2 separate regions of the Homo sapiens genome follow, and region 2 is linked to region 1. The links are chromatin contacts, found by Hi-C in ENCODE. All regions are on one chromosome and are shown on one strand. Each heading gives the region's core, a stretch centred on a gene start or an enhancer-like site at or near the end of the contact. The rest is flanking DNA. Distances are from core to core; before and after follow the strand shown. Region 1 has its middle 7.2 kb from the start of OR10P1. Region 2 holds the start of PYM1 (PYM1 exon junction complex associated factor).

The links. Hi-C counts contacts between places; a loop is a spot of excess contacts on that map. Pooled maps may share reads with other maps.
Region 2: a map of B cell shows a loop between it and region 1 (4-fold over the local background). The contact joins the promoter of PYM1 here to the enhancer-like site in region 1. A Hi-C loop is called at or near these places in 1 of 168 maps with a recorded cell type or tissue (B cell), 9 of 37 single-sample maps with no recorded cell type and 10 of 50 pooled maps.

What each region holds. Positions count from the first base shown.
Region 1 is chr12:55,640,269-55,647,898 of GRCh38, forward strand. It overlaps the pseudogene OR10AE3P. Among named protein-coding and RNA genes, the nearest start is that of OR10P1, 7.2 kb to the left of the region's middle. RefSeq lists an enhancer at 5,909-6,368. Within about 2 kb of position 6,068, at least 19 of the 41 ENCODE cell types and tissues checked have a DNase peak (open chromatin) inside an H3K27ac peak, as active enhancers do.
Region 2 is chr12:55,924,242-55,930,793 of GRCh38, forward strand. It overlaps PYM1 (PYM1 exon junction complex associated factor), which reads right to left and starts at 3,653. Exons shown (of 3, transcript NM_032345.3): 1 at 3,484-3,653. The coding sequence starts at 3,520. It also overlaps a transcript of DGKA not described here. RefSeq lists a silencer at 2,595-2,744 and enhancers at 2,763-3,343, 2,835-3,054, 3,095-3,264, 3,344-3,924.

The DNA of each region.
Region 1 (7,630 bases), core at 4,818-7,317:
CCTGGGCAGTGGTCTTCTTATCAGGAGAAAGTTACTGAAATCAATCATTTGGCCAATCAAAGCTGTAGTTATGGCTTGTGGAACAGGGGAGTCAGCCAGTAAGTGTCTGGTGGTGGAGGAGCTACAACTGTTTTGCTATTGCTTATCTCGAAGCCAGAGCTTGTTTAGCTGCTAGAGAAAAAGGAAAACCTTGTGGCAGTTAGAACATAGTTTATTCTTTAAGTGTAGGAATGTGTGACTTAACCTTTGCCTGGCATGGCCTTAAGTCCTGTTCATAATTTGATATATTATTGCCACAAAGAGTCTATTCTGTCAATCTCATGACCTCTATTTTAACATTAATGCTGGTCAATTGTTGTGTCTAAACCATAGAAGAGAGGAGGTACAATAAAGTGTGTCTGACCTTCTATTCCATCTTCTAGATTGTTCTGGATCCCTGAGCACAGTGATTGCCATGGCTGCACCGGTAGCCAGAGGTCCATGTCAGTCATGAAAGCAGCCATCATGGCTGAGGACTCCGTTTTTAAGGTTTCTCAGTGGGTGGGGGGCGTGGGATTTCATCTTTAGTTTACAATATGCTAAATATCTTGATTTACTTATTACACAAGTGTATACATGTATTAAAACATCACAGTGTACCCCACAAATATGTACAATTATTATGTATCAATTAAAATAATAGGCCAGGTGCAGTGGCTCATGCCTGTAATCCCAGCACTTTGGAAGGCCAAGGCAGGAGGATTGCTTAAGACTAAGAGTTTGAAATCAGCCTGGCCAACATAGCGAGACCCTGCCTCTATTTAGGTTTTTTTAATTAAAATAATAAAACAAAATAAATGTCATACTCCCTGCATTCACCACTATCACCCAGTTACAGACAGAGGATCCATACAAATTACAGGTCACTCCAAGCAGGGGCTCACCATTTGAAGGGAAAAGAGTACATGTGGCCAAAGGCAAGACAGCCTGAAAGAAAAACCAAAGAAGGCAAAAATGCTCTCTACAGTACCATGAGTAACTAAGGTCACTCCTCCACCTATGAAGAAGCAAGTCAGGGGCCAGAGAGGACGGCAGGAAGTGTTTCTACACTTGTTTCTCTCTGGGAGTGGAATAAAAAATCCCTTCACCTTGTGGAAAGCCTAAGGATCAGGGTAATTACTAGTGCTCCCACCTCCACTGGGTACAGACCATAAGGATGTTGTGGGCCACTTGAGAACTTGGGGGCTCATCCTCAGTGACAAGACCAGGTTTGAGTTTTTAAAAGATCACTCTAGCTGTGGTATGGAAAATAGGTAATAGAGGCACCAAAAAGAGACACAGAGACCACAAACCAGTCCATCAGTCAGGGCACTTAGTTGCAAACGACAGATTCCACTCTGATCATCTTAAGCAGAGACTAATTATTCAAAGAAGATTTCACAGTGCACAGCGTCTCCAAGGGGAACAGGTTTACCAGCCGTGTGGCCAGGGTGACACTCAGCACCCGCAAGGGCAGCTCCAGTGTCAACTCCACGGCACTGGCAGCACAGTTCACACAGCACTGCCCAGTGCCTACAGCTGGCTCTCGGGACGACAGGCCTGGGCTCTGCCAGATGCCTTCCCTACAAGCTCATTAGATGGTGAATTCTGCATCCTCCTCTGTAGAATCTGGAAAAGCAATTTACCTTGGGGAATGAAGACCAGTGAGGCATAAAACTTCCCAAACATTGAAAGGGTGTTCCAAAGGCACTGGACAGACAGAAAAAAAGACAAATGTCCCCCAGAGATGCCACTGCTGCAACCAGGATCCAGGTGGCCAAGACACTCTCTACTGAAAAGATAGAGAGATACGGTGCAGTGATCTGGAGCAGGCAGAACTTGGAGATGATTAGAATCTGAACAGGAAGCATGGAAAGACAGTCAAACCAGAATGAATAGTAATAAGAATAGGTAACATCACATACATGCTAGGTACCAAAGACTATACTAACCTCTTAACCTGTAACTGTCTTATTTAATCCCCATAAAAACTCTACGAGGTACAGATCTCAATTTTATGGGACCTAAAGCTCATACAATTTAAGACAGCTCTATTTAATAAAAAATATCCATGGCTACTTCAACACCCCCCAGAAGAAGAGGAAATGTGACAGAGAGGAAGCAAGAGTGAAAAAGACAGACATTACAACAGCCTGCAGTTAACACATCACTTCTGCAATTTATATAAGGACATTTGACCACAGGAACACAATTGCTAAGGCTCTTTCCACACCTTTATGAGGAACCCATACAAATGAAGAGCCCCAAAAGCTTAAGCTTGACAGTAGGTCCACCTGTAGGTCAACTCTATTGTTATGCCAATTTCAACCAGTTGAGGAAACCGAGGCACAGAGACATTAAACAACTTTCCCTAGGTAACACAGCTAGGAAATAACAGACTTGAGTTTCCAGCTCTAGAGCCCATGCTTTCAATTCTCCCTCCAAAAACGTGAGTTTAGAGAAAGTAGAAAGATGAGGGCAGCCAAGGAGCTAAGGAGCATAAACAGAGGCAAGAAAATGAGATCAGTGACACACGGTGTGGGGGGCGGGGACAGGAGAGCCTCCTCTGCTGGAAGCCACTTCCTCTCATCTGGACTGGGTATGCAAATCTTGAGAAAGAAAATGCAATTTTTCCCGTCTCATAAGCAGAGAAGATTCCAGAAGCCACTTGCTGTTGCCTGGCAGGGCACAAGGTCACCCTTCTTATCCTGCCTCAGGGTTACATCGGCTTTCTCGCTCTGCGCCACCAAATCCACAGGCACCTTCATCAGGTCACCACCCCGTAGAGCACCACACTGGTCCATTCTATTGATGAAACTACACTGACAGCATCTGGAGAGAGGAAAATGGCAGGTACCCTTGATGTACATTTATAACTAGGAGATAAATTTAGGGGCCTGGCCTCTCTGTGAAGGTTTTCTGGGGATATCAGGGTATCTCCTCAAATGTTACGGACAAGTTGCCTCACCTTTTGCTCCCTACAGTAAGAAAAGACCTCTTGTAGTTATCTGGATTTGGGAAGCGACATATAGTCCTTTTGGGTTGGCTGCTTCAACCCACTTATCGGATGTCCTAAAAGCCAGAGGAAGCAAATGCTCTCCCAGTGGCCCACGCTGCAGTTCCGCCACTGGGCCTCCCAACTGCCCAGCAGACTGTAAGAGGCTCAGTGTCAGTGGCACTGGAGCCTGCGGTAAATCCAAGAGGTGAATCACAGATTTGGGAGCCAAACCTTGCCCTTTGGGGCAAACAATCAAGATCCTTTTGTGAAACTGCTCTTGGGCTGCTTGTAGGCAACAGTATACACTGAACAGCTGACCACTGGACACCAGGTGACTATGGAACAGTATTGCACACCATGAATTGGGTGTAATTTGACCCACTCACCCTAAAGTTAAGTATCCCCAATAGCACTTAATAGACAAGTGAAATTGGTAAAATCAGATGGGGCCCAAGCACAGCCTGAAAACAAAAGGAGGTTGCATATACCTCATTCTCCAGCAAATCAATCTTTTTGGGGGGTATGGGGATGTGGGAGCAGGAGCTTGCTCTGTCGCCCAGGCTGGAGTGCAGTGGTAAAATCAAGGCTCATTGCAGCTTCGAACTCCTAGGCTCAAGTGATCCTCCCGCCTCAGCCACCCAAATAGCTAGGACCACAGGCACATGCCATGACCTCCAACTAATTTTTTATTTTTACTTTTGTAAAGATGAGGGCTCGCTATGTTACTCAGGCTGGTCTTGCACTCCTAGCCTCAAGTGATCCTCCCACCTTGGCCTTCCAAAATTGCTAGGATTACAGGTGTGGACCACTGAGCTTGGCCCCAGTTCATTCTTAATAGGCCTACAAATAGAAGGGTCATAATGGCAGGAAAGGAGGCCATCCATGAACTTAACAGGGTCTTCCCCCCAAGCTCTAAGTGGATAGAGCTTGTGGGGGACAAAGCTCTATCCACTTCTACAGAAGCCATTAGGCCCAAATTTGTGGATTCTCTAAACTCTGACAGCCGAGACACAGCCCTGTGATCTTAGCTAGTCCTAGCAGATGCAACTGCCTAAGACTTTGAATCAGGTGCAAGTGATTCAAAGAAGTAAAGTTTACAATTCATTTTGGTGATGACCACAGTGGCATCCAGGCCCACCAGCAGCAGCCTCAGCACCTGCACGGTGCCAGAGGAGTCACGGGCAACAGTGCCAGCAGTGCCTGCAGCATCCTAGCCAACCACCCCTGTGCTATGACCTGGCCTGTGGTTCTGGCCTCTCAGCTTCTTTTGGTACCTGATCATTGCCTAAGCCTGGTTTTCCAAGATTCCTCTCAACTCCTTGAGCTACCAGAGTCAGGTTTTCTCTAACCCAGAATTGTTCACCTGCTTCTTTCCTCCTCTTTCATGGCCCCTATGGCCCATCTGATCCTTTCTGAGTTATCCCCCTCATAGCTCACACCAGGATTTCCTCTTTTCCAAAAACTCTCTTCCCCAAATCCCACACACACTTCTCCCCTTCCTCTCTTCAGCATTAACACATTTTAAACTTTCCAGCAACTTTAGGGGGATTTTTTTAACAAAGTCTCAAACTTTTAAGACATCTAAAAACTGCTCTGAAAGTCATCATCAAAGTTCATAAGAAGGCAAATGATAGTAGTAGCAATTATAGTATAATCGAAATAGATTAGTGAACACTATTACCTACATGCACTGTGCTAAGCAGCTTTCATATATTCATTTACTTATCGATTCAGCAAATATTTCCTGAATACCTACTATGTGCCAGGCACTAGGGATACACTGGTAAACAAGACAGGCAGTTTCTTCCCTTCCCCCTTTATGGTACATCTCATTTTAATGAAAGGAGAGAAGCCACAAACAAACAAGTTAATTTATATGTCAAGTGATGATGTGGTATAGAATGGCTGAGGAAGGCTGTGTTTAATCCTCACAGCAACCCTGTGATACATAGAAACGATTATTGTCATGACTTTACAGATGCAGAATTTAAGGCACAAAGATGTAAAGAAAACTCCCACTATTTCAGATGGTAAGTGATGATCAGGATTTGATCTTGGACTTGCCAACCACCAGAGGCAAGCTCCAAACCACCCTGTCATAGTGCTATCTACAACCCAGCCTTCTGGTCAGCCTTCCTTAGCCAGCTCCTTATCCTCTACTCCTAGACTTTCCACTAAAAGAAAGAAATCTATTCTCTTCTTTGATGTCCCCTACTCCCAAGGACAGACATGGGCTTTTTGCTCCCTGGTATTCATAGTGTACTTCCAGTCCAAATATGTCCCACCCAGTCCTTGGTAAACTGAGGAAAAGTGAGTTTGTGTCTTCATTGGATCCTTTCTGCATCATAAGAATATTAAGTATCTATACCTTCCCCATTCTTCTCTTCCTTGCCACACTGTCTTCCACAATGGTTGAACTAATTTACACTCCCATCAGCAGTATACAAGTGTTCCTTTTTCTCCACAACCTCATTAGCATCTGTTTTGTTTTTGTTTTTTGCTTTTTAGTAATAGCCATTCTGACTGGTGTGAGGTGGTATCTCATTATGGTTTTGATTTGCGTTTCCCTAATGATCAGCGATGTTGAGCTTTTTTTCATAAGCTTGTTGACTGCATGTATGTCTTCTTTTGAAAAGTGTCTATTCATGTCTTTTGCCCACTTTTTAGTAGGATTGTTTGGTTTTTTTTCTTATAAATTTAAGTTCTTTTTTTTTTTGAGATGGAGTCTCACTCTGTTGCCCAGGCTGGAGTGCAGTGGTGCAATCTCGGCTCACTGCAAGCTCCGCCTCCCGGGTTCTCACCATTCTCCTGCCTCAGCCTCCCGAAGTTCTTTATATATGTTGGATATTAGACCTTTGTCAGATGCATAGTTTGCAAAAGTTAAGAAAATCAGTGTTATTTTAAAGGTCTCAGCACAGGCCGAGAATCCAGCCGGAAGTAGCGGGTGGTGCTGCGCCGCAGAAGGGCAAGGTGAAGGCGAAGCGGGCTCGGAAGACTAGGGCTCCTCAGGTAGTAGAATGCAGCGGCCGGCAGATGGCGTCACAGCGGCGGAGGCCATGGCCCTGCGCAAGCGCATTCGGCGATGCCAGGGAGGGCGAAGAAACCCAGCAGCGGGAAGCCGCCTACCGGTGGGCTAGTGCGGCGGGGGAAGGGAATCGGCCTGCATCCGAGACTCCGCCGCTGTGGCGTGGGACCTCCCCTAAGGAGAAGTGGTGCAGGAGGAAGTGCGTGGGCCAGCGCAGGCAGAGGCTGCCAGGGCGAGGACGACGATCAGGGAGTTGTCCAGCAGGGTCACCAGATGTTTGCAGAGCACTGCCCAAAACAGAAGGCCCCGGACGGAACCAAAACCTGAGAGCACCAACAAAACAAGCTCAGTCATGCTGTGCCATTGCCACCGCCATGTCCCCAAGGCCAGACTGGAGGACGGGGCCAGAGGAGGGCTCGTGCTGCCCCAGGAAGCATCCAGGCAAAGACAAAGGCCGCAGCAGGAAAGCTGTGGGAGAGGCCACAGGAACAGCCCAGCTCTCCTTCCCGCCCAGAAAACTCCTCTGAACAGGAAGATTAGCCAGGGGAGTTGAGGGAAAATGGCAGGACCTTCCTCAAGGCTGGGGACTTAACGGACACCAGGGTGGTTCCACTCACCCGAGTTCTGGGCTCTAGGAGCAAAGAGCTGGGACCAGCGGGACAGCTGCCTTTGAGAAAGTGGTTGAGAATATGGGCAGAAAAGTGGGTGAGCAGACAGAATAAAGCTGACAGGAGATCAGAAGAAAAATGGATCCACCATGAGGTGCAGAGTGAGTGGGAGTGAGAGCAAGAGTGAGAGAGAAGACAGGATCAAAGACCACGGATAAAGGCCTGGTGGGGCTTTACCTTCAGATGGGGCCCCTCCTGGGCAGCCCTCGCAGCACCTCAATCTCCCCAAGAGCCTAGTTCGCAGAGCAGAGAGTGGGGAGGGAAAGTAGGCAAGGCAAGATGAAGAAGGGGGAATAAAGTTTTGCCCAGGGACCAGGGAAAAGGAAGTGACTTTCTCCTGCCTCATCACTGTGCCTAAGCTCCTAGGTCTAGAGTCTCCATCCCAAACAGTGGAGAGACTACATGAGGAGGGGGCTGGGATTTATTTGCGGTCCGTCAGCAAGGCCTGAATGAAGCTGGGCTCAGAAACCAAGTGTTTCAATGCCTTGGCCGATTTCTATCTGCTAAACTGCCCAGTCCATTGCCCAAAGGGCTGCCTTCTGCCTTTGTGGCCCATGCGTAGAATTATTCCCTAGCTTAGCTGCCTTCTTCTTTTATATATATATAATTTTTTTTATGAGACTCTCTGACACCCAGGTTGGAGTGCAGTAACACAAACACAGCTCACTGCAACCTGAAACTCCTGGGCTTAAGCGATCCTCCCACTTCAGCCTCCCAAGTAGCTGACACTACAGCACACACAACCACATCTGGCTAATTCTGGAAAGCACTTTTTTTTTTAATTTTTTTAGTATTTATTGATCATTCTTGGGTGTTTCTCGGAGAGGGGGATTTGGCAGGGTCATAGGACAATAGTGGAGGGAAGGTCAGCAGATAAACATGTGAATAAACGTCTCTGGTTTTCCTAGGCAGAGGGCCCTG
Region 2 (6,552 bases), core at 2,403-4,902, 280 kb after region 1:
AAAAGGCATAGGCAACTCGAGAGAGGGTAGTGCTAGAAATAATGACTGCAAAGAGTTAAGAACAAATAGGCAGCAAGGAAACAGAAATATCAGGAGATTTCTTCATATTCGAGAAATCTGGGGCCAGGTGCATGCTCACACCTGTAATCCCAACATTTTGGCAGACTGAGGTGGGAAGATCACTTAAGGCCAGGAGTTCAAAACCAGCCTGGGCAACATAGCAAGTCTGCATCGCTTCATTTTTAAAAAAAGAAAGAAACAAACAAAATCTGGCTGTGAAGAAAAAGGAAACAAAAATGATAGGCCTTGAGTTTTCAGTGAAATAAAAATGAAGTCTTCTGCCAAAAGAAGGAGAATTAAAAGGGATGGTCACACAGATCTGGAAAAGGTTGGGGAAACAGCTATGGAAGAACATAAAAAATAAATTTAAATATTTATTTATTATTTATTTTTGAGACAGAGTCTCGCTCTGTCGCCCAGGCTGGAGTGCAGTGGTGCGAACTCAGCTCACTGCAACCTCTGCCTCCTGGGTTCAAGCGATTCTCCTGTCTCAACCTCCCGAGTAGCTGAGATGACAGGCCCACGCCACCATGCCACCACACTCAGCTAATTTTAGTAGTTTTAGTAGAGACGGGGTTTCACCATATTGGTCAGGCTGGTCTTGAACCCCTGACCTCAGTTGATCCACCCACCTCGGCCTCCCAAAGTGCTGGGATTATAGGCGTGAGCCGCCATGCCCAGCAAAAAATTTTTTTAAAAAGAAAAAAATAATTAGAAGCCATGATCTTGGCAGAAGTTAAGTTATATTGAATCTGATAGCTCTGTACTTTTTCTCTAGCAACATGCTGTGGCCTAGAAGCGGAAGCCAAGAAAACATCTCTAATCATACCCATCATTAGAGACAACAGAAGTGCCTGCTTAGTATAGAAAATCAAAATGAATAAAGAAAGCAAGAGGATATTATCAAAGTGGCTGGTCACAGAGGTCTAGCTGGGCAGCACCAAAGGCCATAAGGTACTGACAGATTCAATGAAATGGGAAGGTCAAGAACCAGAGAACTTGAGGACAAAAAGCTGATCCTGTGGGTTTAAGATAGTGAAATAGGTGACTGGTAAGGAGGCTAAAGTGATGGGGAGCAGCTGAAGAAAAAGCGGTGTCCTAGATGAGATCCAGGTTGTAGTGATTCTGATGTGCAACTGGTTTGAAAATACAAAGGAAAGTCGACCGTCTCATGCTGAGGAACTATGAAATCAGAATATTCCAATGGTGCTGGAGACACTGAAAATGATAGCAAGAAAAAAAGGAGAGAAAAAAATATGATGCAATAGGTCTGGGTCCCTGTGGGCAGTAAATGATGACACTAAAGTTTTACAGAAACTGCTATAATTGCATGGCAATACCTTCCATGAGGATTAGAGTGACAGTGGTAGATCAATGATCTGGACATAGTAAAGGAAAACAAAAAAGCAGTTTATTCCTTTTTCTCTTCCACATAGTCACGGAAAACAGAAAACAGCTTTTAGTGACAAGGTAAGGTAAGATGTGATACCTGGATTTTCACGGAGTCAGGGTAAAGAAAATGATTAAGAGTAAAGAGAAGTATACTGGATAAGTAGTATTTTCAAAACACACATTAAAAGTTGGTAATTCATGAAGGAGCTACTGGGTAGAGAACAGAAGGAAAGAGGTAGTACCACTTTAAATTGTGAGGTTGGGGAGAAGTAGCAGCAACCTGGGTTGTCATCAGATACCATAAAATAGGTGGGCTGAGGTGTAAGGAACATGGAAAGCAGCAGAGCAAGAAGCAAAATGGCACATTTTAAAACACCGTGTGTACCAAGGCACAGGCACACTGTTGCTTCTACAGACTACAGACTACACATATGAGGGCTACAAAAACAGAAACACTTTGCACTTGCACAGTATTTTATAAATTGCTTTTACATATATTATTTGATCATCATTGAGTAGCTATTACTACTATGCATATTTTCCTAAAGATGAGGCCATTAGGAAGGGACAAAACCATGATAAAAGCTGTGATTCTCCGTTTCCAACACATACACCTTACATACACAGCAGACACTTCAGCATCTCGGCCAGCCAGGCTGCAAATTCTTCTCTAGCCAGAAGGAATAGTGGGTTTTATTCACTTGTCAAAGGGCTTCGGAGAAAAGCCACTAGATACTTTCCTGTTTGCCTTTTCCCACCTTAGACCCCTCAATTTCTATCACCATCACGGGAGAAGGTAGCGAAGGGTGGCTCCATCAGGGAGAAAACTCAAGCTGAAAGTTGTATTAGGGTCCTCTTCCCTTCACACCTCTAAACCTCAGTGACCCAACAAATGAAGATACGGGAGAGGAAAAGGTACTATGTAGAAACGAGGAGGTCTTCAGCAAATAAAGCTTCGAGAAAAATAATGAAAACGGGACTGGGGTAGGGCAGAAACCAAGTATAGCTGAGATGGGGGAGGGGAAAAGAAGGAGGGCAGGAACTGGAGGGAAATGAGAGTGTAGAAGCCCCCAAGCCTGAAGAACCTAAAAGAGATATGAGTGGTCCAACTGCTGGAGAAAAGCTAAGGGCCCGTGAGGGTCCTGAAGCAGGGACCAGCACTGAAGGACCCCAGGGTTTGGGTGACCGGAAGCAGAGACCCCAAACACGAGACCAGAAGGGGGCGCAGGAGACACCCCGTAGGAGAGAATGAATGGGGAAGGCGGTCCGGGGGGCGGGGCAAAGGAGGGGCCCCGGGATGGGCGGGGCACAGACCCCTTTCCAAGTCCGAACCCCTGCCCCGAGAGCCCGGAGAGAAGCGGCTCCGCGCCTCCCGCACTCACCGCCGGTCTCGTCAGTAACATAGGGAGTCGCCATCTTGAAAACGCAAACCACTTCCGGCGTGAGCGGGCTGGGGTCCCGCCCCCCTCCCCACCGGAAGTGGAGTCCCGATCGTAGCAAGCCACCATCTTAGTCTTAAAGGGAGAGTGCACCATTTCATGGGCGGAGGTGGAGGAGGAGGAAGAGTGGAGAAGCTGAAATAGTTAATAAAATAAAGCCGTGGGCTTTTTACTGCCACCGATACCATTACTGAGCGCTTGCTGCCTGTAAAACAGTCCTCAGGGAGCCAAGAGAAGTTCCGAGGCACAGTCCCTCTCATCCCCAGGAACTCCTCGTACGTCCAGGACCTGCGAGGGAAAAGGGCGCAAGGCCCACCTGCACCCAAAAAGGGGGCCTTATAAATGAAGAAAGGAAGAATATCCAGGCTCTGGCCTGCACCCAGATCTCAGAGCGGCTTGGTGACGTGGAGCAGACAAACTCCAGGAACGCACTGGGGCGCACAAGTGTTTCTAGGGACGGTTGGAGACCCTATCTAACCCTAAGAAGGTGGGGAGGTCGAATTCGTGTGCCGATTGCTGTCGGCCAACCCACTCAACCACCAGAGACCCGCGGGAGGGGCGTGCAAGGCGGAGGGCGCCGCGGGTCGGTCACCTGTCTCCGTAGCCGCAGGGCTGCCGGCAGCTTCCATGGCCGAAGAGGCAGCGGACCAGGTTGGGCGGGCGGCCCTGGCCTGGCTCTGCCCCGCTGGGCGGCGCCGGGGATTCGGCGGCGAAGTGATGAGGGCCCTAGTTGCTTCTCGCCCAGACCTCCTAACCCTGAGTGCCTCCTCGGGCTGGGCCCTAGGGTCAGAGGGCAGGGTGAAAGCTTCTGGGCGGACCTACTTAGTATTCTAATTAAACTCGTCCAACCGCTGAGGATCTAAAGCGGGGCAACTCGCCAATAATCCGGTCCCGTAGTGTCACTCCATTTGTAGTCCTGCCCTGCGCCGTACCTCCCTATTCTGCAGACGAACCCATATGGTCTCCCTCCGCCGCCCATTTCAGCAACTGTTGTTCCTTCAGGGCTAAGTCCTGTTAAACTTGTTTCCCCTACAGCCTGAGAGGAGCCCGGCTGCAGGTTCCTCTCCTCAGGTGTCAACTCTGCCCTCCTCCACCCTCATATAGCTTTTTCCTTATCAACCCTTTTACCTTCCTGCTTATATCCCCACTTTGGCTTAGTTTAATGTCCAGCAGTACCCCTGGAACCAGGGAGGAGGCAGGAGGTAAGTATTGGTGACTACCTCCAACACTAGGCAGCATGTCCCATTTAAAAAACAAAACAAAACCCAGGCGCGGTTGCTCACGCCTGTAATCCCAGCACTTTGGGAGGCCAAGGCGGGTGGATCACGAGGTCCGGAGTTCAAGACCAACCTGGCCAAGATGGCGAAACCCCGTCTCTACTAAAAATACAAAAAAATTAGCCGGGCGTGGTGGCGGGTGCCTGTAATCTCAGCTACTCGGGAGGCTGAGGCAGAGAATTTCTTGAATCTGGGAGGCGGAGGTTGCAGTGAGCCAAGATCGCTCCACTGCACTCCAGCTTGGACGACAGAGTGGGACCCCGTCTCAAAAAAAAAAAAAAAAAAAAAAAAAAAAAACTAAAAAACTGAGCAATGGCTGACTAGGACCTTTATAAGACAAATTAGGCCTCAGAAGTTTTCTGGGGGCCGCAGCTTGCCTTCCTTCCCATCCTCCATGTCTGTGACTTCCACTAGAGGCCAATTCAGAATGTCTGGGGGTGGGGCTCATTTAAAAAGTATTTCCAGGCCGGGTGCGGTGTCTCATGCCTGTAATCCCAGCACTTTGGGAGGCCCAGGTGGGCAGATCACTTGAGGTCAGGAGTTCGAGACCAGCCATGGCCAACATGGTGAAATCCCATCTCTACTAAAAATACAAAAATTAGCCGGGTGTGGTGGCGAGTGCCTGTAATCCCAGCTACTCGGGAGGCTGAGGAATGAACCTGGGAGGTGGAGGTTGCAGTGAGCCAAGATCGTGCCACTGCACTCCAGCTTGTATTATAGAGCAAGACTCAGTCTCAAAATAAATAAATAAAAAGTATTTGCATACGATACACTGTTATTGCAAGTGTTGTGACACTGTGGTCTTAAACCCTTGCTCTCTTTTCACCGATTGTACTTCAGCCCTGCAGGGTCTAACATCTTGTCCTTAACCTTGTTATGATTAGACGTGAGAGTGTGGGATGAAGCCTCTAAGAACTAATGGGATACGTTGGTCTTGACTGAACTACCTCAGGAGTGGTCTCTGCAGCTTTCAGAGGCTGCTCAATAGACCTTTGTGCAGGAGGGAAACCTAAAGTCGCCCCTGTTCACTACCAACCCTAGGCCCCCTTCCCACCCCCAGACATCCTGCCTCAGCACTAGGGTTGACAGGAAGTGAAACTCAATTGTCTGCTTAGTAGACCTGCCTGGGACCCAACCCGGGGCCCCGGATGTGGCCCCCCACCCTGAGGAGGAACAGGGCAAAAAAGGCCGGGGAGAACAGGCTGTTGTTTTTTCCTTTCCCTTTGTTCATTGCGGTTTCTTTCTTTCTGATTTTTATGATGTGGTTGATTAAAGAAATGAGCACCTGGAACCGTAGGCATTAAACGCCTCCTTCTTAGATGTTTCTTGGCTTTTCTTCCCCCACCCACACCCCCCAGTAACTGACTTGGGGTATGATGGAGCACAGATCCTAAAGAAGACACAAAGAAGTCTAGAGTAAGACTGATTCCACCTTATTCCTTATTCGAGAGATAACATTACACCCCACTTTGAAGTACCAAAAACTATCTTAAAAGGAGTGTCTTCAACTTTATTTAGGGACATATCTAAAGACGATAGAGTGAGAAACACAGGTAATACATAGGGTGGCATTACTTTGAGCATTCTTTGCAAGGAAAGCTGAGTGCCTTAGAGATTAATATCGTTCCAAGATTTCTAAATGAAAGATCCAGGGACAGAAAACTGATAGGCAGAGGTGTTAGGGGACCTATTCTTACATTGTATGTTTGTTTAAAGTAGCTCAGAGCAGAGAGGCTTTACACACATTGCACCACTCATTGATATAGTCCCTAAACTGGACTATGTTTTTGCTTGTATTGCAGAACTAAGTACAGGACTTAGTGTATAAAAGGCCTTCAGAAGAGTTTGTTTACTATGACTAAGGAGGTCATAGAGGAAGGAGAGATGAAGCTTTGCTAACAGTGAAGAAAATACTGTAAAGACAGGATGGGGAGTGTCAAGGGCCTTGTTTTTTTTTTTTTTTTTTTTTTTTTTTAGACAGAGTTTTGCTCGTGTCACCCAGGCTGGAGTGCAGTGGCATGATCTCGGCTCACTGCAACCTCTGCCTCCCAGGTTCAAGCGATTCTCCTGCCTCAGCCTCGCGAGTAACTGGGACTACAGGCATGTGCCACCACGCCCGGCTAATTTTTTGTATTTTTAGTAGAGACAGGTTTTCACCGTGTTAGCCAGGATGGTCTCAATCTCCTGATCTCGTGATCCGCCTGCCTCAGCCTGCCAAAGTGCTGGGATTACAGGTGTGAGCCACCGCGCCCGGCCTTTGGCCCTTGTCTTTTTATGATTGGGGGTGAGAGGGTGAGACTTGGAGGGGCACAGGAGCAGAGAGACAGACCCCTCTTCAACCTATGCCCGAAATCTCCAGTTTGGATACAACAATACTCCCAAAC